Linked DNA regions of Mus musculus: region 2 is linked to region 1. A link is a loop called in an ENCODE intact Hi-C map of the cell type or tissue named here. Cell type or tissue: heart. All regions are shown on one strand. Links, peaks and the distances in the headings refer to the core of each region. The heading gives the core; the rest is flanking DNA.

What was found. Peaks named below come from ENCODE experiments on the same cell type or tissue, not always from the same donor. Only the 100,000 strongest peaks of a DNase experiment are listed, where the experiment ranks them.
Region 2: it touches region 1 in a loop (2.3-fold over the local background); 3 of 42 quality-filtered maps call a loop at or near these places.

Annotation. Positions count from the first base shown.
Region 1 is chr19:29,099,806-29,102,710 of GRCm38, forward strand. Rcl1 (RNA terminal phosphate cyclase-like 1) reads left to right here and starts at 1,570. Exons shown (of 9, transcript NM_021525.2): 1 at 1,570-1,835. The coding sequence starts at 1,700. In heart, for the core only: no CTCF peak of the experiment used is centred there; a DNase peak (open chromatin) is centred at 1,446; H3K4me3 peaks cover 2,324 bases; H3K27ac peaks cover 2,236 bases.
Region 2 is chr19:28,988,760-28,991,664 of GRCm38, forward strand. Cdc37l1 (cell division cycle 37-like 1) reads left to right here and starts at 1,608. Exons shown (of 7, transcript NM_025950.4): 1 at 1,608-1,910. The coding sequence starts at 1,779. In heart, for the core only: CTCF peaks have their summits at 1,692 and 1,896; a DNase peak (open chromatin) is centred at 1,682; H3K4me3 peaks cover 1,913 bases; H3K27ac peaks cover 2,011 bases.

The DNA of each region.
Region 1 (2,905 bases), core at 159-2,658:
GCCAGAAACTGGAGCTGAAAGGACACCCCAGAGTTACCTCCTGGATGTGCAAAGAGAGCCTGGGTATTTCCATGTCAGCCCAGGACAGTCATTGCCTGAAGACTAGGAGAATTGATACCTCAGTACTATTGGCCTGCAATTCCAGGTGGGTTTGAAAATCTAGAAGCAGAGGTGAGACGCTGATGGAATAAAACTCAGAAGGTCTCCATTGAAAGCAGTGAGCTCTGAACGGATGTGAGCATTCTTTATTGAATAATATCTTTTTTCTAAAGACTATTGAGTAATTAAACGAGATAGCATTAAAAAAGAAAATGAAAAATCCATTCCTGATGTGAAAGTACCCCTGGTGCTTTAGTATTCTTCACAACAACGTTTAGAGGAGAGCCTATGGGTCCTGGAGCTTTTCCAAAGAACGCTGCCTGTCAGATGCCGCTTAGCTGTGTAAAGGCAGTCTTAACAGAATGGCGTTGTGGTAAGTGGGTTAGCTGCCTCAGTGGATTTCAGGGCTGATCCGTAGACTCTTCTCTGATGGCCACTGATGCTCCTCGGGGTTTCCTTGGGACTCTCACTCGCTTAGGATGGCCCCCTTTTTTTTCTTTCTCCAGCTTCTACTCCATCCTTCACTGTGCTTTCTGGGACTTAAGGTCTGGGGTTACAGCCCGTGAATGGCTGGCTGTAAACCTAACACTAAGACCACTGCGTTCCTAAGTTGGTAGTCATTTGATTGTTTTTTTAATGGAGGCGTGAAACAGTACAATATTTAGAAAGGTTTTGTAGTGCAAGCTTGGATGACAGGACAGATGGAAAAGCAAGATCTCCACCCACCCATCCCCCGTGCATGCATGAGCATGTATGTCTTGAAGTTATTGCAACTGTCCATTTTGAGTCATGCGAGGTTACAGATATGTCTTGACACCAAACTCAAAGAATATGAACGAAGGGGCAGCTGAGAAAGGGACAAAGAGAGGCCCCTCATTACAAAATAAGCAGCGGTCTCTTGTCTAAAGGCTCGGGGTCCTAGTTCAGGCAGCCTCTGACAGCTTGGCAATTTCCCGGGAGTGAAAGATTGCAGGCTGCACCTCAGAGGATTTCGGCTCAGACCCAGACAAGGCGCCTACAACAGGGTAAGCGTGTCAATCCTGTTCTCTTCGGTGGCAGGAAAACGCGGGAGAGGCTAGCTAGCATCCTTGCCCGGGGCTGCCGTAGGTACGTTGCTAAGTACCACCAGCTGTGGGCACCCAGGCGGAGCCATTGCCTCCTTTATCGCATAGGCCGTGAAAGTCCGGCACAGACAGACAGACAGACCCCCAAGGCGTCTGGGCGCCGGGGTTTCCCCGCAGCACTAACTGGGTCCCTCCAGCCGCGCGCTGTTGCTGGGGCCCGGGCACCGCCCTCTTTCACTACCGGCCAATGGCAACGCGGCATGAGCACCGCCCAGCTACAGCGCAGACCAATGGCGACGCAGAGAGGGCAACACCCAGATCCCTCGTGGGCCAATGGTAGTGTGCCTCGGAGGCCGGGCCGCCCCAGCCAGGGGAGGAGGCGGGCGGGCGGCCGCTGGCTCCGCCCCGCTCCCCTCTGACCCGGTGTCTAGTCGCTCTGTCTTCCTGTTCTAAACCACGTGGACGCGTCGGGGGCTGCCTTGGTCCTGGTCGCGCTCCCGGGTCCCGGGTCCCGGGCCTCTGCGGACGGCGCGCACATGGCGACCCAGGCGCACTCACTCAGCTACGCGGGGTGTAACTTCTTGCGCCAGCGGCTGGTCCTGTCCACCCTGAGCGGGCGACCGGTCAAGATCCGCAGGATTCGCGCCAGGGACGACAACCCGGGCCTCCGAGGTGACTTGGGAGGGGGCGCGAGGAGGGAGGACCCGGGGTCGTAGCCCGGAGTGGCCACTGGGCGCGTGGGAGGGATGGTGGTCGGGCGACAGATCTGTCCGCGAGCTGCGCCACGCGTGGAAGGATGCCCTGTGGCTCCTGGGCACGGGTAGTAAACAGCTGCACGTTTTCCTGGCTAGCTTGTTGCTACGAATCGTAGGCATCGCCCACTCGCTTCCCTCTCTTGAGTCTCTTGCTTTCGCCATAAACCTCCCTGGAGAAAAACAAACAGTTTATTGGACCAACATCTAGTGATTGAGTGAGACATTAGAGAGAAAAGTACCACAGATTGGTTTCCCAATCTCATCCAAAGCAGGTCTCTGAAACCGCTGCCCCGCTTGGACACCAGTTTTTGTCGCCATTATTTATCTCCTCCCCCCCCCACCACACCCCCGCCCTATCTCTTCGGAAGTGTATTATAAAATTTTATTTTTAAACGATGCGCTTGTTTCTATTAGTCACCGATGTGCGCAGTAGCGAAGCTTTGTAATAGGGTTTTGTTTTGTTTTTCTTGAACCGGAGTCTCATGTTGCTCAGGTTGCCTTCAAACTATGTATGTAACTGAGGATGCCCTTCAAGTCCTGTTCCTTCTACCTCCCCACCTCCCGAGTGCTGGGATTACAGGTCTGCTCCTGAGCGCTCAACCAAGATAGTTTTTACGTCGTAGACGTAGTTGTCTTGGCTTAAGGAAAAGGAAGGCCAAACATTAAACTGCAGGCTTCAAAGGTCTTATTGATTTATCTGTCTCACAAAGGTAGATAGATAGGTTGAACCCATCATTTGAACCCGCGTCTTGTTAAATGGCTTTGGTTTGCAGCTGTTCCCCTAGAATTTAGGTGCGTGTTCAAAAGTGTCTCCAAGATCCCTTCTGATAAAGACAATTGAACCAATTAAAACCAAAAAGAGAAAAAAAAAAAAAACTATCAGTAGCCTGAAAGGGGGGGGGGGGTTGTAGTTCGTTCAGGAGACCTCCTGGGTCAGGCTGGTATGTTTATTTTTGCGAGGTTTTTTTTTTTTTTTTTCTTTTCTTA
Region 2 (2,905 bases), core at 271-2,770, 110 kb before region 1:
CTTTCTGAGCAGTGGCTGGCTGGTTCAGGTCAGTTGTTCTGGCTCAAACACTTCTTCAAGCTAACTGACTCAATTTGACTTCTCTTTCAACCTCTGACTCTTTTGCTCTGCTGGGCCTCTAACTCTGGCAATATGCTCTAATTTTCTAGCTTGCTCTTTCTCTGCCCTGCTCCTTAAAACAAACAAACAAAAACAAAGCAAAACAAAACAAATAAACCATAACTTCTCACTTTACATAATCTAATTCTGTAATTTGGTTTCTTTAACCCAGTGAGTGCCCCTTCTGTGTAGCCCAGGTTGGTGGTGAACTTGAGAATCCTCATGTCTCAGCCTTTCCCAGGATTACAGACTTGTTCATTTCAGAGATATTTCCACATCAGCACGCTGAGATCTACTCTTCCATTGCTTCTACTTACTTATTTTTAGCTTTCTTTTACCACCCCAAAACTGTCTTTGTATTAGATTCCGCTGTAAAAATACTGTTGGGTATTTTCCTGATCATGAAAGAGCTGAACTGAAGCACATAGGCTTTTCATGTCATCCCTCTTCCTTAAATGTTACACAGCATGCTTAACAGCATTTTTCTCATCTATCGCTCGACCATTAGGATTAACGAGCCTTTAGCGTTTGCCAGTCAGGGCTAAGGCAGATGACTCAGTAGGTAAAAATGGTAGCTGAGCAAGCATGAGGACGGTAGTTCAAATACCCAACAAACCTGCACCTCTAATCCTAGCTCTAAATGGGCTGAGACAGAAGGCTTGGTGTCAGTTCTCTGAGCTCAGCGAGAAGAAACCTTGTCTCAAGGGAATGCTGTGAAAAATAACAGAGCAGGAGAACTGATGTGGTCCTCTGGCCTACCCTTGTGAACCTCACGCCCCCACACACCCCTACCTACAGTTTGCCAATCAATCAAAGCTTGAAAGACTGATAGTCTGTCGTCTTATCTGATTGCGAATAGACAACAAGCTAAATTGTTAAACGTGCGGGTTGTGAAGTTAGACTTTCCTAGTTCCTAGGTGTCTGTTTCCCTCTCCCTGGTCCTAGAAACTAAAATCAGGGCCTTGCCTGTGTTAGTTAAATGAGCACTCTACTGCCAGGGTACATTCCCAATCTTTGAGTTTTTCGCTTAAAATGTGTTCTCGGGCTATGGTGGGTCATTTTGTCTCAAAAAGAAAAGGGACAGTGAGTACTCGGATCTTCACGATTCTAAAAAGACACGAGGAACGGAAAGCCCTCTGATACGTCTACTACTTGTCTCAATTCTTTACAAATGTGCTTGCCCCAGTATTTTATTTTTAGTGTCCTCCTCCGCTGTAGCAGGGTTTGGAGAACAGTCTTGTCGCGGGTAATTTGAAGTTAAAGGAAAGTTGGCTGTGCTTTCTAAATCGGTCCCCCTCGACTCCGACTTAGATTGCTCTACACGAAGGAGCTTTTGAAATAGAAGAGGGACAAGTCAGAACACCCTTTGAACGCCCGGATCCGAACCTGCAGAAACCCTAGTTAGCTTTCCCGGACTTAAACTCCAGACTTTGCTTCTTCGTCCAGACGTGGCCACGCCCGGTCACGCCCCCGGAAATGACGTCCCGGCCGGCTACTTCTTCTTCCGCAGTCCGCCGGCGGCACAGTCCAGGCCTGCTCCGGGGGTGCATCGGCTTCGCCAGGGGCAGAGGGATTCTGGGTAACGACCGTGGCCGGCCGGGCGGCTGGCTCCGCCCAGCAGGTTCCACTCACGCCAGGGCCGTTGGCGCTGGCGGTTGCCGGGCCCGGACCAGTGGGACATGGAGCAGCCGTGGCCGCCACCGGGCCCCTGGAGCTTCCCGAGGACTGGCGGGGAAACCGAGGAGGAGAGTGACTTAGACGTGTCCCCCTCTTCGTCCCACTACTCTCCGGTACCGGACGGCGGCGCCCAGGTGAGAGCGGCCTGCGTTCTGCCGGGGGCGGGGGATGGGAAATGTCTGCGGGCATCGCGGGGGAGCCTGATGCCAAGCCACAGCTCTGGCAGCATCTTCCGCGAGAAAAGGAGGCGATCACGCGCGCATTCCCGACCTCCACGTCCACGCACACTTGTCCCTGCACCGGGGCTGGTTGCCCCTCACCTTTGCGAGAGGTTCCTCCTCCCCCTCTCTGCTGCTGTCTGCGTGGAGCTTTGGGGGCCGCTCAAGTGTATAACATTGACCCTTTGTCCTCTGGTGCGTGCTTTCATCCGAGCCTTTATTACGAGCTCCAGCTACTTTGTGCACAGTTGATAGGAACAGAGAGTGATTGTACTTCTAAAATAGTACACCGAGTCCTGACATAAACATCTCACGTGCTCTTTGCCGCGCTGACATCTCAGCAAATTCTGTAAGCCTTGCCTTTGACGCTGGCACACACCTCCGTTTCTATCATTGGTCCTTTACTGTATTCATAGTTTGATTCCGCGTCAGCCTCCGGTGAAAACATACAGCCACCGAATTGGCTTTCAGGCTTCTTCCCGAAGTTTCTGATACTACATGTGTTTTTCAACCCAGCTTTCTTGCCTCGGAAACTGTCAAGTGTTATATGCCAGTTATGGCTTTTATAGGGGTGCTGTGCTATGCTGCGAACATCACCTTCTCCCGACTTTTCACCTGGGTGTGTTTTGAACCAGATTTCAAAAGCATAGACTGAACACTAATCTTTTCAATGAAATTGATTGTAGGTGTCTGATTTCCAGGCGTTTTTGCAAAAATGTGGTCCAATATTATAATAGCTTTTCTTAAAGATGACTGGTTTAAATTGTCTGCCCGCAAGTCAGTCAGCTGAGTTGATTGGGCTCACCCACAGTATGCTGTTTCATAACCACAGACTATGGTCAGCCAACTAGTCATAGGGAAAGTAAGGCAAAATGAGAATTGATGGGTCAGTAGTCACCTAGTTACGGATC